Regions from separate parts of the Homo sapiens genome. Here region 1 is linked to region 2. Evidence: read pairs that join two places in POLR2A ChIA-PET (ENCODE). Cell type or tissue: HepG2. All regions are shown on one strand. Links, peaks and the distances in the headings refer to the core of each region. The heading gives the core; the rest is flanking DNA. Region 1 holds the start of ZNF48 (zinc finger protein 48). Region 2 has its middle 22 kb from the start of CD2BP2.

Region 1 (14,939 bases), core at 3,757-11,756, 59 kb after region 2:
CAGGGTTCACGCCATTCTCCTGCCTCAGCCTCCCGAATAGCTGGGACTACAGGTGCCCACCACCATGCCTGGCTAATTTTTTTGTATTTTTAGTAGAGACAGGGTTTCACCGTGTTAGCCAGGATGGTCTCGATCTCCTGACCTTGTGATCCGCCCGCCTTGGCCTCCCAAAGTGCTGGGATTACAGGCGTGAGCCACCGCGCCCGGCCTTTTTTTTTTTTTTTTAAAGACAGTGTTTCGGCGGGGCGCCATGGCTCACTCCTGTAATCCCAGCACTTTGGGAGGCCTAGGTGGGCGGTTCACCTGATGTCGGGAGTTCAAGGCCAGCCTGGCCAACATGTTGAAATCCTGTCTCTACTAAAAATACAAAAATTAGCCAGGCATGGTGGCGCATGCCTGTAATCCCAGATATTCGGGAGGCTGAGGCAGGAGAATCACTTGAACCCGGGAGGCAGAGGTTGCAGTGAGTGGAGATCGCACCATCGCACTCCAGCCTGGGGGACAAGAGTGAGACTTCCTCTCCAAAACAAAACAAAACCAAAAAAAGACAGAGTTTTCCTCGTCACCCAGGCTGGAGTACAATGGCGCGATCTCGGCTCACTGCAACCTCTGCCTCCTGGGTTCAAGTGATTCTCCTGCCTCAGCCTCCCGACTAGCTGTGATTACAGATGCCTGCCATCATACCTGACTAATTTTTGTATTTTTAGTAGAGACAGGGTTTCACCATGTTGTCCAGGCTGATCTTGAACTTCTGACCTCAGGTGCTCTGCCCACCTTGGCCTCCCAATCACTATCTTTCTATAACCCAATTTTAGTATTTATCCTTCTCGTACGCCTATATATATGTATACACACTGTTTATATTTATAAAAATAGGGTCACATTATAACTTTGGAAACATGCTTTTGTTGCTTCATGTGTTCTCTACATCTTTTTTTTTTTCTTTTTTGGAGAGGGAGTTTTTCTCTTGTTGCCCAGGCTAGAGTGCAATGGCGCGATCTCGGCTCACCACAACCTCCGCCTCCTGAGTTCAAGCGATTCTCCTACCTCAGCCTCCCAAGTAGCTGGGATTGATTACAGGCATGCACCACCACGCTTGGCTAATTTTTTTTGTATTTTTAGTAGAGATGGGGTTTCTCAGTGTTGGTCAGGCTGGTCTCGAATTCCCAATCTCAGGTGATCCACCCACCTCAGCCTCCCAAAGTGCTAGGATTACAGGTGTGAGCCACCACGCCAGGCCTGTTCTCTACATCTTTCTATGATACATGCACATGTACATTATCTGTTTTTGTTTTAGTTTTTGTGTTTGTTTTAGCTGGGACTACAGGTGTTCACCACCATACCCAGTTAAGCTTTTTGATTTTTAGTAAAGACAAGATCTTGCTATGTTGCCCTGGCTGGTCTTGAACTCCTGAACTCACACAATCCTCCCTTCTTGGTCTCCCAAAGTCCTGGGATTACAGCCACTGCACCCGGCCCAGGAAGTTATATATTTTAAGCATTTGTACATATTAATGCCAGGCCAGGTGCAGTGGCAATAGGGCGAGACCTTGTCTCAAAAAAAACAACCACAGTCCAGGCGCGGTGGCTCACGCCTGTAATCCCAGCACTTTGGGAGATCAACGTGGGTGGATCACCTAAGGTCAGGAGTTCAAGACCAGCCTGGCCAACATGGCGACACCCCATCTCTACTAAAAAAAAAATACAAAAATTAGCCGGGCGTGGTGCCGCACACCAGTAATCTCAGCTACTCAGGAGGCTGAGGCAGGAGAATTGCTTGAACTCAGGATGCAGAGGTTGCAGTGAGCCGAGACTGCGCCACTGCACTCCAGCCTGGGCGACGGAGTAAGACTCTATCTCAAAAGAAAATTAAAAATAAAAATAAATAAAAATAAAAACAAAAACAACAACAAAAAGAAAACAACCCTGCAAAAAAGGCTCTTGTGGCCGGGTGTGGTGGCTCACGCCTGTAATCCCAGCACTTTGGGAAGCTGAGGCAGGCGGATCATGAGATCAGGAGTTCGAGACTAGCCTGGCCAACAAAGTGAAACTCTGTCTCTACTAAAAATACAAAAATTGGCTGGGCACAGTGGCTCATGCCTGTAATTCCAGCACTTTGGGAGGCTGAGGCGGGCGGATCACGAGGTCAGGAGATCGAGATCATCCTGGCTGACACGGTGAAACCCCTCTCTACTAAGAATACAAAAAATTAGCTGGGCGTGGTAGTGGGCCCTGTAGTCCCAGCTACTCGGGAGGCTGAGGCAGGAGAATGGCGTGAACCCGGGAGGTGTAGCTTGCAGTGAGCCGAGATTGTGCTACTGCACTCCAGCCTAGGCAACAGAGCGAGACTCCATCTCAAAAAAAAAAAAAAAATAATAATAATACAAAAATTAGCTGGGCATGGTGGTGCGCGCCTGTAATCCCAGCTACTTGGGAGGCTGAGGCAGAAGAATTGCTTGAACCTGGGAGGCAGAGGTTGTGGTGAGCCGAGATCGTGCCACTGCACTCCAGCCTGGGCAACAGAGTGAGACTCTGTCTCAAAAAAAAAAAAAAAAAGGCTCTTGCTTGGTCATTGTGTTAAATGTAGAGTTTATATGAATTAACAGTGACACCATAGTCCATTTCCATGCTTATTAATTCCAACTAATTATGGCGAATCATTCATATGATATTTGGGGCTTGTTTGCTTTGACAAAGGAAGGCAGTACCTTGAGTTTCATATAGGGCAGTGTGTGGTGGACAGCTCTCTTCCCATTTAGTAATTATTTAGTCATTTGGATTAGTTTTTTTTTTTTTTTTTTTTTTTTTTTTTTTTTTTTTAGAAACAGGGTCTTGTTCTGTTGCCCAGGCTGGAATGTAGTAGTGCGATCATAGGTTATTGCAGTCTTGAACACCTGGGCTCACTTCTGCCTCCCAAGTAGCTGGGACTATAGCTTTGCAACACCATCCCTGGCTAATTCTTTTTTCTTTTTAGAGATGGGGTCACTATGTTGGCCAGGCTGGTCCCAAACTCCTGACCTCAAATGATTCTCCTGCCTTGGCCTCCCAAAGCACTAGGATTCCAGGTGTAAGCCACTATGCCCAGCCCGTATTAGTTCTTCTTCATCTTGCCATCATGTCTTCACAGTTACCTCTTCCCCACCCCTTGCATCCCTTGAGGGACTTCTATATCTTTAGACATTAATTCAAGTTCAGATCTAATAACTATAGGATTTGTCCTCTCAAAGTCAGAGTTAGGCAGCTCTGCAAATGAATATGGCAGGCATGCTGACCATTTATACCCTCTTCTATTTCCCAGCACAAATGCCCAGTACCTGATGGATACCCAGGAAATGTTTGTGGAACAAATGAATAAACTTACATTCTTTTTTATTTTTATTTATTTATTTTTTTTGAGTCGGAGTCTCGCTCTGTCGCCCAGGATGGAGTGCAGTGGTGCGATCTGGGCTCACTGCAACATCCCCTCCCGGGTTCACGTGATTCTCCTGCCTCAGCCTCCCGAGTAGCTGGGGCTACAGGCACCTGCCACCACGCCCAGCTAATTTTTTGTATTTTTAGTAGAGACGGGTTTTTTTTTTTTTTTTTTTTTTTTTTTTTTTTTTTTTTGAGATGGAGTTTTCTCTGTCGCCCAGGCTGGAGTGCAGTGGTGTGATCTCGGCTCACTGCAAGCTCCGCCTCCTGGGTTCATGCCATTATCCTGCCTCAGCCTCCTGAGTAGCTGGGACTACAGGCGCCCGCCATCACGCCTGGCTAATTTTTTTTTTATATTTTTAGTAGAGACGGGGTTTCACCGTGTTAGCCAGGATGCTCTCGATCTCCTGACCTCGTGATCTGCCCACCTCAGCCTCCCAAAGTGCTGGGATTACAGGCGTGAGCCACCGCGCCTGGCCAGAGACAGGGTTTCAATGTGTTAGCCAGGATGGTCTCGATCTCCTGACCTCGTGATCTGCCCACCTTGACCTCCCAAAGTGCTGGGATTAGAGGCGTGAGCCACTGCGCCCGGCCGAATAAACTTACATTCTATCTTCATCTTTCACTGCTTTCCTAATATGTAAACTCACGGCACATTAAAACGGAACTATTCTCTATTTTCCTCTCTGAAGATAGGTCGTAATCCATAGTCATCTTTGGATCTCAAGCTTCTAGCACACATTAGGTTTTCTTTTATTTTTATTTTTTGAGACGGAGTCTCACTCTGTCGCCCAGGCTGGAGTGCAGTGATCTCTGCTCACTGAAACCTCTGCCTCCCGGGTTCAAATGATTCTCCTGCCTCAGCCTCCTGAGTAGCTGGGATTACAGGTGAGCACCACCACCTCCAGCTAATTTTTTTATTTTTAGTAGAGACAGGTTTTCACCATGTTGGTCAGGCTGGTCTCCAACCCCTGACCTCATGATCCGCCCGCCTCAGCCTACCAAAGTGCTGGGATTACAGGCGTGAGCCACTGCTCCTGGCAGTCTTTTTCTTTTCTTTTTTTTTTTTTAAACAGAGTTTTGTTCTGTTGCCCAGAACGGAATGCAGTGGTGTGATCTCAGCTCACTGCAACCTCCGGCTCGCGAGTTCAAGCGATTCTCCTGCCTCCGCCTCCCGAGTAGCTGGGATTACAGGCGCGTACCACCACATCTGGCTAATTTTTGTATTTTTTAGTAGAGATGGGGTTTCACCATGTTGGCCAAACTGGTCTCGAACTCCTGACCTCAGGTGATTCACCTGCCTCAGCCTCCCAAAGTGTGGGGATTATAGGCGTGAGCCACTGATTCCAGCCTAAGGTTTTCTTTCTCTTTCCTTTTCTTTCTCCTTTTTTTTTGGCGGGGGGGTGGGGGTGGGATAGGGTCTTGCTCTGTCACCCAGGCTGGAGTGCAGTGGCATGATCTCAGCTCCCTGCAACTTTCACCTCCCGCGCCCAAGAGATCCTCTCACCTCAGCCTCCCAAGTAGCTGGGACTACAGGTGTGCACCACCACTCCCAGCTAACTTTTTTGTATCTTTTTATTTATTTTATTTTTTCCTGAGGCGGCGTATCGCTCTGTCGCCCAGGCTGGAGCGCAGTGGCGCGATCTCGGCTAACTGGAAGCTCCGCCTCCCAGGTTCACGCCATTCTCCTGCTTCAGCCTCCTGAGTATCTGGGACTACAGGCGCCTGCCACCACGCCCATCTAATTTTTTTGTATTTTTAGTAGAGACGGGGTTTCACTGTGTTAGCCAGGATGGTCTCAATCTTCTGACCTCGTGATCCACCCACATCGGCATCCCAAAGTGCTGGGATTACAGGAGTGAGCCACCGCCCCCGGCCCTGTATCTTTTTAGAGATGGGTTTTCACCATGTTGGCCAGGCTGGTCTCAAACTGCTGGACTCAAGAGACCTGCCCACCTCAGCCTCCCGAGGTGTTGGGATTACAGGCGTGAGCCACCATGCCTGGCCCATATTAGGTTTTCAATTAGTATGTGGCCCACTGTTTATTCAGCCCCCACTGCCTGGAGTTGTTCATTCAGCCCCCACTCCAGGCAGAGTCTGGACTTTGCCGAAATCAAACCAATTAGAGTAATAGCTGATACTTTTGCTAAGTGCTTTACACATATTCATCCTCAACCATCAAAGTTAGCTGTTATCATCCCTATTTTACAGTTTGGGAAACAGAAGCTTAAGTAACTTCCCTAAAGTCAAGTAGCAATTAAGTGACAAAGGCCAAGAACCACACTCTGCATAAATGGCTTTAAAGACAGTATCTGCACCCACTGAACACTACAGAAGGTATCTCTGTGCGCTACACTCCTATAAAATTTTGTCCATACAGTCAATATAGAACCTGTCACACCATCTGACAACTCCATATCCTATTGGGCCAAGAGCTCCCTGAAGAGTTTCTTTATTTCCAGGGCCTAGGACAGTGTTTAGGTATTAGCTAGTGATCAATAGGTATGTGTTGATTTCTGGTCCCTGTTTCTGTCAGTGCTAACATCCATGCATGCCAGGCACACAGAGATTCATTACTACAAACTAGAACCCTTCCTGTTCTCCCACACTATCGTGAATTGGTCCATATAACTCTTTTTTTTTTTTCTTGAGATGAAGTCTCGCTCTTGTCCCCCAGGCTGGAGTGCAATGGCGCGATCTCAGCTCACTGCAACCTCCGCCTCTGGGGTTCAAGTGATTCTCCTGCCTCAGCCTCCCAAGTAGCTGGGATTACAGGCGCCTGCCACCACGCCCTGCTAATTTTTTTATTTTTAGTAGAGATGGGGTTTCACCATGTTGGCCAGGCTGGTCTGGAACTCCTGACCTCAAGTGAGCTCCTGCCTCTGGCTCCCAAAGGGCTGGGATTACAGGTGTGAGGCACCACACCCGGCCTTTTAAATTTTATTTATTTATTTTTTTGAGACGCAGTCTGACTCTGTCACCCAGGCTGGAATGCAGTGGCGTGATCTCGGCTCTTTCCAACCTCCGCCTCTCAGGTTCAAGTGATACTCCTGCCTCAGCCTCCTGAGTAGCTGGGATTACAGGCCCGTGCCACCACGCCCTGCTAAGTTTTGTATTTTTAGTAGAGACAGGGTTTCACCATGTTGGCCAGATTGGTCTCAAACTCCTGACCTCATGTAATTCACCTGCCTCGGCCTCCCAAAGTGTTGGGATTACAGGTGTGAGCCACTGCACCTGGCCGGGTCCATATAACTACCTTAACAGTCTCTCTTTCTTTCTCTTTTTTTTTTAGATGGGGTCTCGCTCTATTACCCAGGCTGAAGGGCAGTGTCACAAATATGGTTTACTGCAGCCTCAACCTCCTGGGCTCAGGTGATCCTCCTGCCTCAGTCTCCAGTGTAGCCAGGACCACAGATATGTGCTACCATGCGCTGCTAAATTTTTGTTTTTTTTTTGTAGAGACAAGGTCCACTTTTTTGCCTAGGCTGGTTTCGAACTAGTGGCCTCAAGTGATCCTCCCACCTTGGCCTCCCAAAGTGCTGGGATTACAGGCATGAGCCACTGGGCCCAGCCCATTCTCTCTCTCTTTTTTTTTTTTTTTAAAGAGACAGGGTCTCGCTCTGTTGCCCAGCATGGAGTACAGTGGCACGATCCACGATCATGGCTCACTGCATCCTTGAATGCCCAGGTTCAGGGAATCCTCTCAGCTGGGATTACAGGGGCAGGCCACCAGGCCCAGCTAAATTCTCTAATTTCAGTGATTTGTGTACTTGCTCCTTTAGACTGGTAGCTCTCCAAGGACAAATCTTGCAGGTGTTTCAACTTTTTATCCCCAACTCTTGGCTTAGCACTAAGATGCTAATAAATGTGAATTAATGCATAAACCACAGTTACCCCCACCATCATTGGCAGAGGGGCTGAAGACACCTCCAGACACTCTCTCCACCCCAAAACCAAGCCCGCCCAGAGAGCGGATACTGGGATCTTGCTCCTAGGGCCTGGGAACCTGGAAACACAGCTCCAGCCAGGGGCCCACCAGGATGGGAAACAGGGCTTGTTCTTCAGCCTCTCCCTGAGCCTGGCCTCTATAGGGCTGCCGACCTGTCCGGAGTCTTTCTGGCCGCCTCTTTCTTTGTGTCTCTTTCTCTTTGTCTCTGCCCGTTTCGCTCACTATCGTCTTTTGTTCCTCTGCTTCTGGGCCTGTTACTCTCCAGGCTCCCAGCCTCTTACTGCTCCTCGGACTCTGCGTCAATGACTTTATCTCTTATCCGTTTCTACGTCTCTGTCTCTAGCGGCTAATCTTTGGCTCCCCTTATTTTTGGTCAGCCGCTGTCCCTCGGTCTCTCTCTGCCTTTGCGTCCTCTGTGACTCAGGGCTCTGATGTGAGTCTCTGGCTCAGGGTCTCTGTTCCGGGCCCCAGGTCTGATTCCATCTCTCCAGCAGCATTTACCCGGTGTCTGCCTCTAGCCTCTGCTCCTGCCTCGGTCTCCCCAGCCCAGCCCCCATTCCATACCCACCCCCACCCCGGGCCCTCGGCCTCTCGGACCAGCCCCGCTTTGTTTCCCACGTCTCGGCGCCCCGCCCCGCCCCGTCTGGGGTCTCCGCCGCCCTTTGTCTGCCTTGGTCTCTCCCCCACCCCTTTCCCCGGGTCCGTCTTTGGATCCCTCTTTCTTTGTCTCTCCCAGGTCGGAGTGGCTGGCGCTGTCGGCCGGCCGGGGAGGTCGGCGCGGGTGGCTGGAGACACACAGCCACAATTACGAAGAGCCTCGGGCCTCACCACCCAGCTGCAGCCCAGGAGGCACACGGTTAATACCACCGAGTTCGGGCCGCCGGCCTCGGCTTAGAGTAGCCCCTGGGCCGCACGCTGCCGCCCGCCGGCCACAGAGCTACCGCCGACGCGGGCGACCCCCACAGGCCCGCAGCTCCTCCAAGGTCCTAGAGCGGCTCCGTGCGGCCCCGCGCTTCCGCTTCCCGTCCCCGCCCCCGGTGGCCGCCCCCGGGACGCCTGGGTCCGAGCCCGCTCCCGGCTTGGCGCGGAGCCTGCATCCCGGAGCCGCTGGCGGCTCGGGCGCCTGCACCCCGCTGAGGAGCTCCGGAGGGCGCCGGGGTGGCGGAGCCGGAGGCGGCCGGCAAGGTGAGAGCGGCGGCTGCGCGCTGGGAGGAGCAGCAGGTGCAGGGGCGGCCGGCGGCGCGGGCAGGGGGCACCGGGAGCCGCGCCCGTACCTGGGACCCGACGCCGCCCGGTGCCCGCGCTGGCCGGCAGAGGGCAGCGGCAGGGCGCCGCGGGCCACACATGGCTGCGTGACCGCGGGATGCTGTCTGTCCCCTTGCTCAGGGCGGCGTGCCGGCGATGGAGCGCGCGGTAGAGCCTTGGGGCCCAGATCTCCACCGCCCGGAGGAGAGGGAGCCACAGAGAGGCGCCCGCACAGGTGAGGGCCTCGGCCGTGCGCCGCCACGGACAGGTAACGGCCGGTGGGGACTGCGATGCTTGGCTGTGGCCGGCCGAGATCCTGGAAGATCGGACGTGAGCTGTGCCTCTGGGGAGATAGGGGGAGGGGAGCTTTCGGAGCACCAACTGTGCGCCAGGCCGGGAGGGGCTCTTCACGGCCTCTGTCCCCTCCCTCACGGCCTTCCTCATCCTTACTGCCTCTGCCCTACTTCAGGCTTCATTCTGTTTTATCCTGGCAATTGCAGTAGCCTCCTCTCTGCCCCTTTCTCTCCACTGATGCATTCTCTCGCCAGCTTGATCTAAGTCCAGATATAATCCTGTGTCTCTTCTGGAAAACCTTCCCTAGCGTCCCCCAGTCTCCTAATTAAAAGCCTTAGCTAGTGTCCAATCCAAACCGTGCGTGCTCAGGTTAGTCCCAACATCCTTTGACACCTTATCTTCCATTCCACTCCATTATTTTCTCTTCGCTCTGCCGTAATGCCGGTTCCTATTTCCTTATCTCCTATCTCTCTTGTGACAACATAGTTATTCTAGTTATTCTGCACCCACAATTATAACCATTGATACTTTAATCTTATCTCTCCTACCACCCTAAGCTTCTTGAGGAAGGGATGTGTGCCTGGGTCCTCTCAGGTACACACAGGATAACTGATGTAATAAATTACCGAATGGGCTAATATAATAAGATACAATAATAATAGCAAATACCAAGTTTTCCAAATAGACAATATAATGTAGGGATTAACACGGGCTTGAGTGTCAGAGAGACCTTAGTTAGACATCACGCTTTGCTACTTTTTTTTTTTTTTTTTTTTTTTGGCGACAGGGTCTCACTGTGTCACCCAGGCTAGAGTGGCACAATCACAGCTCACTGCAGCCTCCACCTCCTGGGCTCAAGTGATCCTCCTACCTCAGCCTCCCAGTAGCTGGGACTACAGGTGTGCACCACCATGCCCAGCTAATTTTTGTATTTTTTTTTGTAGAGTTAGGGTCTCACCATGTTGCCCAGGCTGGTTTCTAACTCCTGGGCTTAAGTGATCCACCCACCTCGGCCTCCCAAAGTGCTAGGATTACAGGTGTGAGCCACCCTGCTGGCCTGGCTTTGCTACTTTCTAACCTTTATAACCTCCAGCAAAAGGACTTAAATTCTCTGAGTCTTTCCATGCCTGTAATATGGGGATAGTCATAGTGTTATAGTATTGTTTGCAAGCGTTTAATACTAATGCTGAGTTTGGTGAATGACATACATTAAGGGCACAGTAAAAAGAAGTTTTTATTGAGAGGCACAGATAGTAAGTGCACCAGAGGTTGAGAGGACAGAGAGATTGGGGTTCCTGTGACCACAGATTGTCAAGGGAGTCTTCCTGGAGAGGTTGCTGTCAAAGATAAGTACCGAGCCAAAGGGGAGGGTCTACAACTTCCTTTTCTTTCCTCAGGTCTAGGGAGTGAGAACGTGATTTCTCAGCCGAATGAGTTTGAACATACCCCACAGGAAGATGACTTGGGGTTCAAGGAAGAAGATTTGGCTCCAGATCATGAAGTAGGAAATGCCTCTCTCAAACCTGAAGGCATCCAGAACTGGGATGACTTATGGGTCCAGAGAGAGGGTCTAGGAAAGCCTCAGCCTCGGGACAGAGGCCCCCGGCTCCTGGGTGAACCACGCTGGGGCCAGGCTAGTAGTGATCGGGCCGCTGTGTGTGGTGAGTGTGGCAAAAGCTTCAGGCAGATGTCAGATCTGGTGAAACACCAGCGGACCCACACAGGGGAGAAACCCTACAAGTGTGGGGTCTGTGGCAAGGGCTTTGGGGATAGCTCTGCCCGGATCAAACACCAGCGGACTCATAGTGGGGAGAAGCCCTATAGAGCCCGGCCACCAGCCCAGGGTCCCCCAAAGATTCCTCGGTCCCGGATCCCTGCTGGTGAGCGCCCCACTATCTGTGGTGAATGTGGCAAGAGCTTCCGGCAGAGTTCTGACCTGGTGAAACACCAGCGGACACACACTGGTGAGAAGCCCTACAAGTGTGGCATATGTGGCAAGGGCTTTGGCGACAGTTCCGCCCGCATCAAGCACCAGCGGACACACCGGGGGGAGCAGCCCCCCCGACCAGTGGTGCCCCGACGGCAGCCATCTCGGGCAGCCACGGCAGCTACCCAGGGACCGAAGGCCCAGGACAAGCCATATATCTGCACTGATTGCGGCAAGAGGTTTGTGCTCAGCTGCAGCCTCCTGAGTCACCAGCGTAGTCACTTGGGGCCCAAGCCCTTTGGCTGTGATGTGTGTGGAAAGGAGTTTGCCCGGGGATCCGACCTGGTGAAGCACCTGCGGGTGCACACGGGTGAGAAGCCCTACCTCTGCCCAGAGTGCGGCAAAGGTTTCGCGGACAGCTCCGCCCGAGTCAAACACCTCCGCACCCACAGTGGCGAGAGGCCCCATGCCTGCCCGGAATGCGACCGTACCTTCAGCCTCAGCTCCACCCTTCTTCGCCACCGCCTCACTCACATGGAGCCCCAGGACTTCAGCTTCCCAGGCTATCCCCTACCCGCTCTGATCCCCAGCCCACCCCCACCTCCTCTGGGCACCAGCCCCCCGCTGACACCTCGAAGTCCCTCACACTCGGGTGAGCCTTTTGGCCTGCCTGGCTTGGAGCCAGAGCCTGGGGGCCCACAGGCTGGGGAGCCACCCCCACCACTGGCGGGCGACAAGCCCCACAAGTGCCCTGAGTGTGGCAAGGGCTTCCGCCGAAGCTCTGACCTGGTGAAACACCATCGTGTGCACACAGGGGAGAAACCCTACCTCTGTCCTGAATGCGGCAAGGGTTTTGCTGACAGCTCAGCCCGAGTCAAGCACCTCCGCACCCACCGTGGTGAACGGGCCCGGCCACCACCACCATCCACTCTGCTGCGGCCACATAACCCACCTGGCCCAGTACCCATGGCCCCTCGACCCCGAGTTCGGGCCCAGCCTTCTGGACCCAGCCAGCCCCACGTGTGTGGCTTCTGTGGGAAGGAGTTCCCCCGGAGCTCAGATCTGGTCAAACACAGGCGTACACACACGGGGGAGAAGCCATACAAGTGTGCAGAGTGTGGCAAGGGTTTTGGTGACAGTTCTGCCCGCATCAAGCACCAGCGTGGGCACCTGGTCCTGACGCCCTTTGGGATAGGGGATGGTAGGGCAAGGCCCCTCAAGCAGGAGGCAGCAACAGGACTGGAATGACGCGGTCCAGGGAGGGCGGAGGCCCAGGAGACCAAAGGGAGGGGCTCTGCCGCTTAGCAGAGAAGAAAGGGCCTGGGAGGTGGTGGGAGGGAGAAGGAAGGGAAGAAAGGGGAGGAAGAATAGATAGAAATAGGGATTGGAGACAGTAACCTTGAAGCTCAGGAAACTGTCCTGGCTGGGCTGAGTCAGGACCTTGCCAGGACGGGCTGTACCCCTGGCTTCTAGAAGACTGCCTAGCACACAGTAGGCATTCAATACTTGTTGAATAAATAAACTGGCTTTCACCTAAGGACTCAACCCTAAATTCCTGCTGCCTCATCTGTTAAGAACTGACACTTTCCCCTTGCTGGGCAGGTAGTACACACCTGTAATCCCAGCAGTTTGGGAGGCTGAGGTGGGAGAATCACTTGAGCCCAAAAGTTTGAGGCTGCAGTGAGCTGATTGCACCACTGATGCCTCCCAACCTTGCTCTGGGAGACCAATGCCTGAACCAGGGTTTGTTTACCTTCTGAGCTGCAGAGATGGGGCTTCTGGAATTTAAGGTAACAGGATGAGGCAGGGGTATCTTGATCATCCGGATGGGGCAAATACTGCTGTGTGGCATGGTGGTACCCACCCCTATGGAGGGGCACTCTTGGACAGAGCCCAGACCTTTGTGCCCTGGAGGGAGCCAACCCACCCTGACACGGAGACACTGGCAGAATAGACCAGAGACAGAAGGTGCTCTCATGGTATCCAGCCTGGATGCCAAGCCCAAGTCCTGGTGGATAGCAGAGGCCAGCTGTTTGGGAAAAGGGCAGGATGCTCTGAGGCCTGGCAGCCACATTTCCATGTGTCTTTTTACCAATAAACGGCTTCTCTTCTGAGGCTTGGACAGTGTGTGTGTACACACAGGCATGAAAAAGGTGGAGAGGGGTCTCTGCGCGCAAAACTCAGACTGTAAATTTTGTGTGCTTCCCTTGCTCTCTGAGCCCATTAAATAAAGAGGTTGTCTTGGCGTAGTCAGCGGCTTTCTAGCTCCGACGTCTGGTTCAAAAACGGCCGCCAGCTCCATCAGCCGATGCCCCAGGCCTGAGGTCTGGCTGCCCGCAGGCACCACCTACGCCACAGCATCCAGCGCGACCCTTAAAAGGAAAACCGCGCGGCGCTGCAGAGACAAGGCAGCAAGGAGGAGGAAGAGGGGGCGTGTGGGGGGCGTTGTTGCTATGGCGACGGCTGTCGGCGGGAGGCAGCCCACAGGTCTGGAACCGGCGTGGAAAGCCCGGACGCCGGCGCGCCGCCCACCGGGACCTGGGAAACCCGACACCCGAGACCCTTTTTATGCGTCGGGAAATGAGTCATTCGGCTGCACAGCCCAAAGGGAGGGCAAACGGTGCTCCTTCACCCCCAGAAAAGCCCGCCGGATTTCCCGGCGCCCCGCGGGGCCTGGGAAGCAGGTCTGCAATCCCTAGCGTTTTCACAACCACTGGCCTGATCGGCCAGGGATTAAAGAAAAAAGAAGTCCAGGGCGGTTCTCCCCGCTAAACAATGAAGGCAACGAAGTACAGGGTCGCAAGTTCCCGCCCCCGGCTCTCCCCGATCTCCGTGCGGAAAGAATCCCTGGACGGGTTCTCGCGAGATCGTAAGCACTGGCCTGGCTTCCCTAGAAACCGACCAGGGCTGGCTGCAGTGCGGCTCCTCCCGCTCCGCCCGCCCTTTCCAAATTGATGCGCTCTCAAAACCCTAGAACCCTGCGTTCAGGGCTGGGGCTCTTGATGGCCTGAGCGGAGCCCTTTGGGGCTTCTGGAAGTTCCTTCTTGCTGGTTTTCCTAGCTCCCTTCCCTACCAGTGTGCCCTCCAAGACGACCTGCAGTGAACTTTCTTTTCTTTTTTTTTGAGACGGAGTCTCGCTCTGTCGCCCAGGCTGGAGTGCAGTGGCGCGATCTTGGCTCACTGCAACCTCCGCCTCCCGGGTTCAAGCGATTCTCCTGCCTCAGCCTCCTGAGTAGCTGGGATTACAGGCGCGCTACCAAGCCCGGCTAATTTTTGTATTTTTAGTAGAGACGGAGTTTCACCATGTTTGTCAGGCTGGTCTCGAACTCCGGACTTCGTGATCCGCCCGCCTCAGCCTTCCAAAGTGCTGGGATTACAGGCGTGAGCCACCGCGCCTGGCCACTTTCTTTTCTTGATTTCTTTCTTTTTCTTTTTTCTTTTTTTCTCAAGACAGGGTCTCACTCACTCTGTCGCCCAGGCTGGAGTGCAGTGGCAGGATCTTCGGCTCACTGCAGCCTCCGCTCGGGTTCAAGCGATTCTCCTGCCTCAGCCTCCCTAGTAGCTGGGATTACAGGCGTCCGCCACCGCGCCTGGCTAATTTTTTTATTTTTAGTAGAGACGGGGTTTCACCATGTTGGCCAGGCTGGTCTCAAACTCCTGACCTTAGGTGATCTGCCCGCCTCGGCCTCCCAAAGTGCTAGGATTTATAGGCATGAGCCACCGTGCCTGGCCTGCTTTCTAAAATTACATCTGGCCATGTCACTCCCCCATTGAAACCCCAGTGGATCTCCACATGCTGTCCCCAAAGCCTAACTTTCATTGGCACTCAAGCCCTTCCATTTGTGTAGTTTCAGCCCTGGGCTCCTTAAATGTCGTTTCTTTTACTTGGAATGCTCCTCCACCACTACCCACCCCTTGTTAATCTCCTCTGTCAAAACACCTCAAGCACTACTTCCTCCAAGAAGCCTACTCTGACCCTCGTCTGGGTTAGTTACAATCCCCTTCTCTGAGCAACCCGTCTCTGAGCACCTAACACATGAAGAGCTTCTTGAGGATAGTTACTCACTCAACAGCTGCACCTATTGTGTGCTGCATACTGGGATAGAAAGATAA
Region 2 (13,595 bases), core at 5,257-13,256:
GTGCACGCACTCTAACACACACACTCCTTTTTTTTTTTTTAGACGGAGTCTTGCTCTTGTTGCCCAGGCTGGAGTGCAACGGCGCAATCTCAGCTCACCACAACCTCGGCCTCCGAGGTTCCAGCAATTCTCCTGCCTCAGCCTCCCGAGTAGCTGGGAATACAGGCATGCACCACCACACTCGGCTAATTTTGTATTTTTAGTAGAGACGGGGTTTCTCCATGTTGGTCAGGCTAGTCTCGAACTCCCGACCTCAGGAGATCCACCCACCTCAGCCTCCCAAACTGCTGGGATTACAGGCATGAGCCACCACGGCCAGCCCACACACTTTTTCAAGAAGCAACTAGATTTAATCTTCCTAAATTGTGCCACTTTCCGGCAGGTAAAATTTCAATGATTCCCTAAAGTCACTCCAAATACACTTAAACTGGGCCAGGGTGGTGGCTCACGCCTGTAATCCCAGCACTTTGGGAGGCCGAGATGGGTGGATCACCTGAGGTCATGAGTTCAAGACAAGCCTGACCAACATGGTGAAACCCCGTCTCTAGTAAATACAAAAAATTAGCCAGGTGTGGTGGTGCGTGCCTGTAATCCCTAGAGCTACTTGGGAGGCTGAGGAAGGAGAACTGCTTGAACCCGGGAGGCGGAGGTTGCAGTGAGCCAAAATGGCACCATTGTGCTCCAGCCTGGGCAACAAGAGCAAAAACTCTGTCTCCAAAAACAAACAAACAAACAAACAAACAAAAAAACACCTGAACTATGATTAAAGGTCTACAATAGGGTCCCCAACCCAGTGCTTCAGCTTCACCTCTTATTTGTATTACTCCTCATAAGTACCCAATTCCTCTACACACTGACAATTTGCACCTGGCCTTATCCTAATTTTCTTCTATTTTGGGGGGGATTCTCCCCCAAATTCACAGTGAAAATTGTACAGACCAATTCCATCACCCCATTTCCCTCCTCTAACCCTCCAGGTTTTTGTTTTTGTTTTTGAGACAGTCTCACTCTGTCACCCAAATTGGAGTGCAATGGCATGATCTTGGCTCACTGCAACCTCCACCTCCTGGGTTCAAGCGATTCTCCTGCCTCAGTCTCCCAAGTAGCTGGGATTACAGGCGCCCACCACTGCATCCAGCTAATTTTTGTATTTTTAGTAGAGACGGGGTTTCACCATGTTGGCCTGTAACCCCAGCACTTTGGGAGGTCAAGGCGGGCAGATCACCTGAGGTTAGGAGTTTAAGACCAGACTGGCCAACCTGGCGAAACCCTGTCAATCATGCCACTGCACTCCAGCCTAAGTGACAGAGCAAGACTGTCTCAAAAAAAAAAGAAAGAAAGGAAGGAAGGAAGGTATACTGAGAATTACATCACAAAATCCACATGCTCTCCCCTTTACAAAGCCCTTTACTTTTCTCCCATAATAACTTATAGCCTCCTTGAAGACAGTGGTTTTACAAGTCATAAAAATCCTGGCCATGGCCCAGTGCAGTAGCTTGTGCCTGTAATCCCAGCACTTTGGGAGGCCAAGACAGGCAGATCACTTGAGGTCAGAAGTTCGAGACCAGCCTGGTCGACATGGTGAAACCCCGTCTCTACTAAAAATACAAAAATTACCCAGGAGTAGTGGGCACATGCCTGTAATCCCAGCTACTCGGGAGGCTGAGGCAGGAGAATCGCTTGAACCCAGGAGGCCGAGGTTGCAGTGAGCCAAGATTGCACCAGTGCATTTCAGCCTGGGCAACAAAGCGAGACCCCATCTCAAAAAAAAAAAATTTATGGCCGGGCGCAGTGGCTCATGCCTGTAATCCCAGCACTTTGGGAGGCCGAGGCGGGCAGATCACGAGGTCAGGAGATCAAGACCATCCTGGCTAATATGGTGAAACCCCATCTCTACTAAAAATACAAAAAATTAGCCAGGCGTGGTGGCGGGCACCTGCAATCCCAGCTACTCGGGAGGCTGAGGCAGGAGAATGGCGTGAACCCAGGAGGTGGAGCTGGCAGTGAGCCGAGATTGCACCACTGCACTCTAGCCTGGGCGACAGAGCGACACTCCATCTCAAAAAAAAAAAAAAAAAAAAATTTATATATATATACATACACACACACACACACACACACACACACACACACACATCTCCCTAGAAGCATCAATATTTACTGAATTAGAGTATTTCATTACCTGTTATAAAAAACAAACAAAAAAACCCTCCATTATACTAATTTATAAAGGAATCAAAACAAAATGGGTTGGGGGGTCCAGGCACGGTGTCTCACTCCTGTAATCCCAGCACTTTGAGAAGCCAAGGTGGGAACTTGAGGTCAGGAGTTCGAGACCAGCCTGGCCAACATGGCGAAACCCTGTCTCTAATACAAAAATTAGCCGGGCTTGGTGACATGCGCCTGTAGTCCCAGCTACTCGGGAGGCAGAGGCACATGAATCACTTGAACCCAGGAGGTGGAGGTTGTACTGAGCCAAGATCGTGCCACTGCACTCCAGCCTGGGAGACAGAGTGAAACTATGTCTTTAAAAAAAAGGCGGGGTGCAGTGGCACACACCTGTAATCCCAGCACTTTAGGAGGCCGAGGCAGGTGGATCACCTGAGGTCAGGAGTTCATGACCAGCCTAACACGGTGAAACCCCGTCTCTACTAAATATAAAAAAAATTAGCCAGGTGTGGTGGCACATGCCTGTAATCTGATCTACTTGGGAGGCTGAGACAGGAAAACAGCTTGTACCTGGGAGGCGGAGGATGCAGTGAGCCAAGATTGCACCATTGCACTCCAGCCTGGACAACAAGAGTAAAACTCCGTCTCAAAAAAAAAAAAAAAAAAAAAAAAAGTTGGAGTGAGGGGAAGGTTCAACTTAAAGATACAATTACTAAGTGTTTCATAAGGAATGACTTATTTCATAATGGAGTAGGAGTTTGACACCAGCATGGGCAACATGGGGAGGCCCCACGTCTACAAAAAAATAAAAATAAAAAATTAGCGTGCCAAGCATGGTGGGTCACACCTGTAATCCTGGCTCTTTAGGAGGCCAAGGAGGAAGGATCACTTGAGCCTAGGTATTCAAGACCAGCCCAGGCAGCATGGCAAAACCCCGTCTCTACAGAAAACAAAAAAAAGTAGCTGGGGGTGGTGACATGCACCTGTGGTCCCAGCTATTGGGAGGGTGAGGTAGGAGGACTTATTGAGCCTGGGAGGTGGAGGCTGCAGTGAGCTGAGATGGTTCCACTGCACTCCAACCTGGGCAATGAAGTGAGACTCTGTTTCAGAAAAAGAGAGAGGCGGCCAGGCGTGGTGGCTCACGCCTGGAATCCCAGCACTTTGGGAGGCCGAAGCGGGTGGATCACCTGAGGTCAGCAGTTCAAGACCAGCCTGGCCAACATGGTGAAATCCTATCTCCACTAAAAACACAAAAATTAGCCGGGCATAGTGGCATGCACCTGTATTCCCAGCTACTTGGGAGGCTGAGACAGGAGAATCACTTGAACCAGGAGGTGGAGGTTGCAAGTGAGCTGAGATTGTGCCACTATACTCCAGCCTGGGCGACAAAGTAAAACTCTGTCTCAAAAAAAAAAAGAGAGAGAGAGAGAGGAAAAATAAATAAATTAGTCAGGTGTGGTGGTATGCACCTGTGGTCCCAGCTACTCAGGAGGCTAAGGCGGGAGGATTCCCAGAGCCCAGGAAGTCAAGGCTGCAGTGAGCAGTGACTGCACCACTGCACTCCAGCCTGGGCAACAGAGCAAGAGCATATCTCAAAAAAGAGGAAAGAAAAGAAAAGAAAAACATAAAAACAAACGTTCCTTTAGTTTTAATTTTTATTTTTTAGTTTATTATGGCTGTTTTACTCTCCTCCAAGTAAAACTGCCATACACAATTTGCTGAAATTTTCCTTAGTGTACTTTGAAATCTGTGGAACAGAACTGGCAATCGCTAAATTCTATTTGACTCTAGTTCCATTTAAAATTAGACTGGTGTGAAGTAACTGCGGTTTTTGCCAAAACTGCAATTACTTTTGCACCCACCTAATACGTATAAAATATGTAACTTCACTTAATTTTATCCTTTATGTATTTCCCTATATTATGTACCTATGGACATCAAACTTACTACAGACTGATAAAAGGCTGAATAGACAACTCTGGTTTCAAAAATCCAGCTTCTCACAACATCAGACATACTAGTATACAGCTTTTCTAATTTCACAACATATTTCCATTTTTTGGTCTTTCACAATAGAGAAGATGTGTATACTTTTGAATACTCTGCTCTGTCTACAATCTACCAAAATTGGAAGGTGTTTTTATTATACAGTTTCATCCTTTTAGAAATACAGAAAGATCCTAAGTTTGGGCACAGTAAGACACTCAATACAGATCTACTACTAAACAAGTAAGACCAATTACACAATTAATGTCCTAATACCCCGAGTGGAAAAGTAAAATCTACTTGTTTTCTGTTGACTTGAATGCCTTCTCTTTTGTTGAATTAATCAATCTATTTGACTCCAATGTCAAATTAATCAATGTCACTTTAGAATATTAAAATGTACAATTATGAATTACACATTTAATTTTAAAACACATCATTCTGATCTCTGTCTTGATTGATACTAGAAGATTATCTTCCAAACTAAGGTGGAAAAAATGACAGACTTTAGCTATTGGCAATGATAGGTCATTTTTTTAGGGAAGAGGAGTAAAGAGGGCAACCTCCATAGGTCAGATATCCCTTTGTTCTAAGAAGCCACCACCCCTGTTTCTTCATATGAAAAAACCCAGAGGCATCCAGTGGTTCCCAAAACCTTCTCAACTTTATGCCTGAGGAACCCACAGATTTCAAATAATACAACTGACCTAAGACCACTCATTTGTTTAACCATTCTTTTTTTAATTTTTTATTTTTATTTTTTTGAGAAGGAGTCTTGCTCTGTTGCCCAGGCTGGAGTGCAGTGGTGTGATGTCGCTCACTACAACCTCCGCCTCTCAGGTTCAAGTGATTCTCCTGCCTCAGCCTCCCGAGTAACTGGGATTACAGGCATGCACCACCACATCCCGCTAATTTATTTATTTATTTTTTTTAGTAGAGACGGGGTTTCACCATGTCGGTTGGCCAGGCTGGTCTTGAACTCGTGACCTCAGGTGATCCACCCACCTCAGCCTCCCAAAGTGCTGGGATTACAGGCGTGAGCCACTGCCCCCGGCCTATTAACCATTCTTAAATGTCGGGTGCGGTGGCTCACACCTGTAATCTCAACACTTTGGGAGGCTGAAGGTGGGCAGATTGCTTGAGTTCAGGGGTTCAAGACCAGCCTGGGCAACGTGGTGAAAACCCCATCTCTACAAAAAATACAAAAATGAGCCAGGCTGTTGGCAAGCGCCTGTAGCCCCAGCTACTTGTGGATGCTGAGGCAGGAGGCTTGAGCCTGGGAGGTCGAGACTGCAGTAAGCCAAGTATCTGTGCCGCTGCACTCCAGCCTGGGTGACACAGCAAGACCCTGTCTCAAAAAAATTGACAGAAGAGTTGACTGAGAGCACAGTGAATGAAAAGGAAGACTATAAGCCAGTGCCATATAAATGCTTACTGTTGGAGGTATGCTTCTATGGAACACGGGTTTGCTCTCTTGCCATATGACATTCACGTATTCAGCCACCTGGAACACTTCTTGTCAGTATGTGTGAAGTATCATGTGTGGTCAAAATTGACTCAACAGTCATTTTCCACACCAACTGGCAAACTAACACTAAAAGAAATCAACAAGTATTGCTTTTTCAAAAGCCTAAATCGGCTGAGTGCGGTGACTTACACCTGTAATCCCAGCACTTTGGGAGGCCAAAGCAGGCGGATCACCTGAGTCAGGAGTCCAAGAACAGGCCGGCCAACATGGTGGAATCCCGTCTCTACTAAAAATACAAAAATTAGCTGGACGCCTGTAATCCCAGCTACTCAGGAGGCTGAGGCAGGAGAATTTTTCCCTGTAACCAGGAGGCAGAGGCTGCAGTGAGTCGAGATTACACCACTGCACTCCAGCCTGGGAGACAGAGCAAGACTCCATCTCAGGAAGACAAAAAAAAAAAAAGCCTACATCAAGGAAAACAGAACCAAAACACCAGGGACAAAATGGTACATAAGAGGCAAAAAAATTTTCACCAAAATTATTCAGATGAACCATAATAAATGTGCCTGCATCTGAAGATGTTCTAAACCTTCATTTAAGTAAGAAGCAAGATCAAGATCCATTCCGTCAGTTACCTGGAGTCTGTCATCTTTCGGAATAGGGGACGGAATCACCTCAAATTTAACTAATAAAAATTTATGACTTGGCAAACACCCCAGGTATTTTTATTGACTAACAAATCAGCTATGACAATCTTAGCAACAAATCAAGTTATGCTATGGGGTATGTCCACACTTCCCTGTTCCCTCTACAACAGGAGAAAATCAAATCTTTCCAACATCCTAACAAACTGTTACTCCCTGTAACCAAATGTATCACAGTATCGTCTACCAAGGCGTTACATCCTGAAACTTTCCTACAAAAAGCACAGCTTCAAAGAAACCTTGCAAGCTTTCTTGTAAGCTCCTCCCTTCCCACATCGCCCCTCCCCAGAGCCGAGAAATAAAGCACTTGAAAGAAACAACATGGATAATATTTATTAATAGCTCATGTACATATTCCATAACTACATAAGCCATTTGGCTTCATACCTGTCAGCAATGAAGTCAGCTGGCCCTAGCACGTGGCTGCGACTCTTCTCTATTTATTTAGAACTATAAACTACAATTTACACTTTACAAAAGCTGTAGGACTATTTGGGAAGGCACTTTATTCTTCTAAAAGGTTACTAAATTCTCTTATATACTTATACTGATCACAATACTGAAAAATAATAGAAAATCCATTGTCATTCATTTACCACCTGATTTGTTAGATGCCAGATAATCAAATTTCACACATTTCAATAAAAAGGCAAAACTAAGCATGTCAATCATAGGAAGAAAAATACTTAACTAATTTTATTTAAAGCACTCACAAACTCTTAAGTGGTACAAGACAAGCCAACGCTGTTTATCGAACAATATTTTTTTTTACGACTAAACATCTCAATTCTAGACTCAGGCACTAATTATTAAAGTCATCTAGTTATATACACCAATTCTCAACAGACACAGTTTTTTTTGGAAAGGCATATTAAACAGACTAAGATGTGTACTACCCATTAGCCAAAGATAATTTTATTGATTTTTCTAATGAGTCTTCAAATGTTACATTCTAACATCTTAGCAAATTATTTCCAAATACTGCTGGAATTACATGTAACTATCAGGAAACAAAAGGGCTTCTCAACAACTTGTGCGTTCTACATTATCTGGCCAGTTTCCGGACAATTATAATACAATTGTGCTCCAAAGCAGGAGAGTTCCATGAATCAATTGCCCCTAAAATATATTTCTGTATATTTAAGGAGTTCTAAGCATTGGGTTAAATTCCAAACAGACTCTGAATACAAGCATTTATTTAGTAAGAGAGGTTAGAATAAATCAATCCTAAATTAGGCACAGCTACCCTCCCCCCATTGATCAAAAAGATAGGAAATTACATTTATTTAAAAAGTTAATGTTCCTAATATATTCAAATCTAACTAAGCCCCAAAACGGTCTGAGATCAAATCCTCCATAAAAGAGGAAATTCTCTAGACTTCTAAGTGGGTGCCCAAAGAGTTCACTCAAGTGTCCAGGTATGAATTACGATTCACCAGAGTAACCGGCCTTGCACTTAGGGAAAACTTCCATCGCCCAAGACCAGAGTGGGTCGATCCCATCAACAGTCACACAATCTCATCTCATGCTCCACTAATGAATGTTCTGCCTAAAGTCAGAGCAATGCCTTGGCTGGAGTTTTGTTTTGGTTTTTTCAATATTAACATGTGGGGGTCACAGAAAGGAACAGAGGCTACAAGAGCTCTCACGTGGCGGCTGAAAGACTGGGGAACCGAGAAAGTGAATGAGTAACAGGGAGGGTCCTGGACTCTCAGGATCTCCCAACTCGGGGTCAGGGGGAGGCGGTAAGTGGAATGCCCCCCCCACCACCCCCGCCTCTTTCTCACCTCCTGGTCCCGACCCTAGGTCAGTGCCACCGCCGGGAGCCCCGGGGCTCGGCTTCAGCCCCGGGCTGAACAAGCAGGGAGGGGAGAGGCACTTAGGCCTCGCCTCCCCGCGGCCTTCCTCCCCTAGCCGGGGAGGAGGAGACCCAGGAAGCCGCGCCCGGCTCCGGTGGGTGGAGGGCCTAGGCCGCGCCTCCCAGCCCCGCGGCCCTAGGCCTCGGCCCGCCCGAGGCGGAGCCCGGGAGGTCGGGGCGGGGTCCCGGGCCGGTCACCCACCTGGGTTGCCAGTCATTCCAGCTCCGCGAATAGTTGGTGCCGCCGCTGCTCAGCCGAGACCCCGGGGCTCTGCGGCTCATTACCTTCCCCGACACGACATGGCCAAGCGCCGCCGCCCGAACCGGCCGCCGCCGACACCCCGCTCCGGCCCGGGGCTGAGGAGGAAGCCGAGAAGGAGGAGGAGGAGGCGGCGGCGGAGGGCGGGGGAAGAGGACGGCCGTTCCGGGTTCCGCCTGAGCCCGCAGGGCAGGACGAGGGAGCGGCGCGGTGAGAGAGGCGGATGAAGGCGAGGCGACGTCTCTTCCAGGGCCGTGCGCGGCCCACGACGCTGGGGCCCCGGAGGACGAGGAGGACGAGGAGCAGGCGGTGGCGGCAGCTCCTCACGCTCACACGGCCACTGCTTCCCCGCCTCCCGGCTCCGCCCGCCGCGCCGCCGCTGTCGTACGGCAAGCTGGGAGCGAGAGGCGGGGTCGGCCCCGCCGGGCCTGGGGAGAGAGGCGGGTCCTGTCGGCGGGGCGGGGCCGATAGCAGGCAGCCCCGCCCCCCACGGCCCCAGGCTCTTGGACGGCGAAGCTGGGCATGGTGGTGGGCAACTGTAATCCCAGCTACTCAGGAGGCTGAGGCAGGAGAATTGCTTGAACCTGGGAGGCAGAGGTTGCAGTGAGCTGAGATCACGCCATTGCACTCTAGCCCAGGCAACAGAAGTGAAACTCTGCCTAAAAAAAAAAGAAAAGAAAAGAAAGAAAGAAAGGTGGCCCCGTTAATGTTTATGCCAAGACAGCCGGCATGACCTGGAAGTGTCCCAAGCCACAGGGCATCTTGTTTCCGGGGAGGATGAATGAATCAAATCGCACCTATTTTGAGGCAAGCAAGGACTCTGTGACTTCAGGAGCCCTGGTGGGTGGACAGAAGCTCCCTGCTCCCCCAGCCTGTCTACCCAGCAGCGCTTTGGCCAGTCCCATTCCTGTACTTCTGAGCCTGCCTGTCAGTCCCTCCTCACACGCACACCGTGGCTTTGTGCCTGGTACTGAGTGTCCCGGAGCCCCAAACCACAGGGTCAACCCCATGAAAGAAACCGGGACTCTGCTCTCATCCACTCGCCCCCACCCCCCGCGTAATCCCCTGGTGCTCACACAGCCCCACCGTAAAGTTTTTGTAGCTCCCTGGCAGACTTGTGCTCCTGTTTGCCAGATCAAAGCCCAGTGACCTGAGCGGCCTGTCCCCAGCAGAGGCCACTAGTCCCTGTGGACCCACCCCATTGGGAAAGGCATGGGTTGAACTTTAACCATTAGGCTCAGGGATTGGGATGAGTTTCTACAAAAAGAGGTGGGTACACGCCAGTCCACAGTGGTCCTGATCAAAGTGAGAACAGACAGCAGGGAACATCACCCTCTTCAGATTGGAGTCAGTGGGAACAGACCTAAGATGTTGGGGAAGAACACTTGGAAGACCTCAGCTTTCTCCTGGGTTGAGCAGATGTGGGCCCCTCTCTGGAGTCGTTCGATGAGGCCAGGGTGATGGTGTTCTCAGCGTTCCTGTGCGCGGCGAACCAGCAGTAACACTTGTAAGTAGAGCCTCAAATTTCCCAAATGCAACTGGATCCTTGTCTTAGCTGATGGGGTCTTTCAAGATGAGAGAGTAGAGACCATCCCGAGCCACACGGGTTCAGATTTCCACTCTGTTTCTATTTTTTTTTTTTTTTTAAGATGGAGTCTCGCTCTATGGCCCAGGCTGGAGTACAGTGGCGCGATCTCAGCGGCTCACCACAACCTCCACCTCCCGGGTTCAAGCGATTCTCCTGCCTCAGCTTCCTGACTAGCTGGGACTACAGACGCATGCCACCACTCCTGGCTAATTTTTTGTATTTTTAGTAGAGACAGGGTTTCACCACGTTAGCCAGGCTGGTCTCGAACTCCTGACCTCGCGATCCGCCCGTCTCAGCCTCCCAAAGTGCTGGGATTACAGGCGTCAGCCACCACGCCCGGCCCTCTTTTTTTCTTTTTTTGATGAAGTTTTGCTCTTTTGCCCAGGCTATAGTGCAATGGCATGATCTCGGCTCACTGCAACATCTGCCCCCCAGGTTCAAGTGAATCTCCTGCCTCAGCCTCCAAAGTAACTGGGACTACAGGCACCCACCACCGCACCCGGCTAATTTTTTGTATTTTGGTAGAGATGGGGTTTCACCATGTTGGCCAGGCTGGTCTCGAACTCCTGACCTCAGGTGATCCACACACCTCAGCCTCCCAAAGTGCTAGGATTACAGGCATGAGCCACCGTGCCTGGCCACACTCCTTTTCTCTTGTATTTGGTGACCTTGGGTGAATCGTTTAGCCTCCGTTTCAGGGGTCCTGGGGAGGGCAAGATGCCGGGAGCAGGCGGGTAGTCCGTGTTCGCACAGGACACACTGGCATGACTCACCATCCAGACCCGGCGGAATGGCTTGCACTAACCAGTCACGATCGCTCCTAAACTCTTCGGCAAAGAACGCTTCCAAGCAAACCTGTAGCAAATAAACCACTCAGCCAACTCTGCCAAGAAACTGCCCCATGCCAGCCCCTCCTGGCTTCACGGTCAGTGCCTTGTGACCTTGGACGAGGCCCTTCCTCTTTCTGGGTCTCAGGTGCTTCCTCCGTAGAATGAGAGGCTGCTTTGGCAGCTGCCAAGTTCTCTTCTAACTCAAATCTTCCACGCGTTCCATGTTTGGGCCATTGAAAGAGCATGGGCTTAGGAGCCAGACCCCAGGCATGCGGTGCTACTGACGCTTGCTGAGGTGGAGCTTCGGCAGGTCTTCACCCCCAAACCTCTGTGTCCTCATCTCGAGATGGGGGTGGCCAGACTTTCTCTCCAGGGCCATGGAAGGATGACATGATGCATGTAGAAAGCCTGGCCCACCCCAAACTGTCGGTGAGCTCCACTCATTCCTTCTGTTGGGGTCCACACCTGTGGACTGGAGTGCAGTGGTGCGATCTCGGCTCACTGCAGCCTCTGCCTCCTGGGTTCAAGCGATCCTCTTGACTCAGCCTCCCAAGTAGCTGGGACTACAGGCGTGTGCCACCACGCCCAACTAATTTCTGTATTTTTAGTAGAGATTGGATTTCGCCATGTTGGCCAGGCTGGTCTCAAACTCCCGACCTCAAGTGGTCTACCTGCCTCGGCCTCCTAAAGTGCTGGGATTACAGGCATGAGTCACCTCACCCACCTCCCTTTTTTATTCTTAGTACAACCGTTAAGAGCGCTAGCCTGCCTAGGTGGAATCTTGGCCCCACTGCTCTATGGCTGTTGCCCCTCTGTGACTTTCCTTTATTTTTTGAGACTAATTTCTGTCTTGTTGCCCAGGCTGGAGTGCAGTGGTGCGATCTCCAGCTCACCGCAACCTCCACCTCCCAGGTTCAAGCAATTTTCCTGCCTCAGCCTCCCGAGTAGCTGGAATTACAGGCATGCGCCACCACATCCGGCTAATTTTATATTTTTAGTAGATACAGGGTTTCTCCATGTTGCTCAGGGTGGTCTTGAACTCCCAGCCTCAGGTGATCTGCCCACCTCGGCCTCCCAAAGTGCTGGGATTGCAGGCGTGAGCCACTGCGCCCGGCTGTCCCCTCTGTGACTTTCTTAACTTCCCCCAGCCTTAGTTTTGTCGTCTGTAACAGGGGGTTGATAATGGTGCTTACTGCGCAGTGTCGTTGGGAGAAGGGTCCGAGGTGGGGCCTGCAAAGGCTGGGGACAGCACATGGCTCCAGGAAGCCCTTGCTAGACGCCAGCTGCTGCTGTTGCTAACACAGGCAGCGGTGGGTGCCCTGTGTCTATTTAAGCATTTCCCTGTCAGTGGGCAGCAGGTAGCATTCCATTTCTTACTATGGCAACATGTCCTCTTACATCTTGTGCTAGAGAGAGTCATATTCTGTATCGGCACCTAAATCCATTTACACCATGGTCCTCAATCTGTTCCCAGTGAACAGAGGGCTCTGCCAAATCATTTCAGAGTTCCACAAAGAACAGAATATTCTGCCAAGCAGAGAAGATTGGAACATCGTAAGGAATTCATCCTTCTATGTCGGTGTTTTATTTATGGGCATTCTGAAGATTATTTCATTTGGGAAAAGAATATTGTTACTAAAAATTATTGAAAAATCACTGGTGGTTTGGCCTTGAGAGAAAAGTCAAAGAGTTACAAAACGTTCAGTGATAATTTCAGAACCAGGCATGGTGGCTCATGCCTATAATCCCAGCACTATTTTGGGAGGCTGATGTGGGAGGACAGATCAAGCCCAGGAGTTCAAGATCAGCCTGGGCAACATAGCAAGAACGCATCTCTAAAAAAAAAAAAAATTAAAAAATTAACTGGACATGGTGGCACACACCTATCATCCCAGCTACTTGGGAGGCTGAGGCAGGAGGATCGCTGACCCCAGGAATTTGAGGCTGCAGTGAGTCCTGCTCAGGCCACTGCACTCCAGCCTTGGCTACACAGCAAGACTCTGTCTAAGAAAAAAAAATAATAATAATTTTAGGGATCATTTAATCATGTTTTCTAGTCATGTTTCAGTGCGTTTTTTAATCATGTTTCAGGGCATGCACTGGCAGTGCCCATCTGTTCCTAAGTGTGTGATCAGCAACATTACGTTGGTAACTTAAAATTGGCCATGGTGAAAGTGTTTACACCACAGTCATTGGCAAACCCTAGAAATTGAAGATTCTAAATTCCTGGGAGAACGGCTTATTAAACCTCAACCAGCACACCGCTGCACGTTGTTGGACATTTTACTGGCTATTCCTGCTCAGGTGTGTGTAAGTCTTCTTGCGTTTGGCTCCCCCCGGGCTGAGCGTGGCTGGGCTGGGCTCCCCACTCTGGGTGGGTCCAGGCCTGCTCACTGCATCTCTCATCCTCCCTCTGCAGCCACCTGAGGCCTGTTCTTCTCACGGCGGAGGGCAGGCACTCACAGGGTGAGGCCAGCGGTGCCCATGTATTCCAAGCTACTGCTCACGTCATGTCTGCTAATGTCCCAGTGGTCAAAGCAGGTCACCAGGTGGCCAAGCCTAGTGACAATGGGGGAGGGGATAGCTCCTCCCATGGAGGTCAAGGGGGAAGGAATTTGAGATTTGCTGAACCACCATCAAACCTGGAGACTGAGAATGCATTGGGGAGAGGGGGTCTCCTTCCAGACTGTGCCCATGTGAATTAGGGGCAAATACTGGCCTCCTGGGGCAGGG

What was found. Peaks named below come from ENCODE experiments on the same cell type or tissue, not always from the same donor. Only the 100,000 strongest peaks of a DNase experiment are listed, where the experiment ranks them.
Region 1: POLR2A ChIA-PET joins it to region 2 with 20 read pairs; 20 of 35 experiments call an interaction of 5 or more read pairs at or near these places.

What each region holds. Positions count from the first base shown.
Region 1 is chr16:30,387,034-30,401,972 of GRCh38, forward strand. It overlaps ZNF48 (zinc finger protein 48), which reads left to right and starts at 8,387. Exons shown (of 3, transcript NM_001214909.2): 1 at 8,387-8,545; 2 at 8,747-8,840; 3 at 10,297-13,075. The coding sequence starts at 8,762. The coding sequence ends at 12,074. RefSeq lists enhancers at 6,307-6,807, 8,809-9,405, 11,740-12,283 and silencers at 8,299-8,488, 8,579-8,838. In HepG2, for the core only: CTCF peaks have their summits at 8,314 (motif pointing left) and 8,687 (motif pointing right); DNase peaks (open chromatin) are centred at 8,268 and 8,715; H3K4me3 peaks cover 2,902 bases.
Region 2 is chr16:30,326,588-30,340,182 of GRCh38, forward strand. It overlaps the pseudogene SMG1P5 and the pseudogene LOC100421031. Among named protein-coding and RNA genes, the nearest start is that of CD2BP2, 22 kb to the right of the region's middle. RefSeq lists a silencer at 8,195-9,014 and an enhancer at 9,245-9,344. In HepG2, for the core only: a CTCF peak has its summit at 9,626 (motif pointing right); DNase peaks (open chromatin) are centred at 8,211, 8,884 and 9,604; H3K4me3 peaks cover 3,958 bases.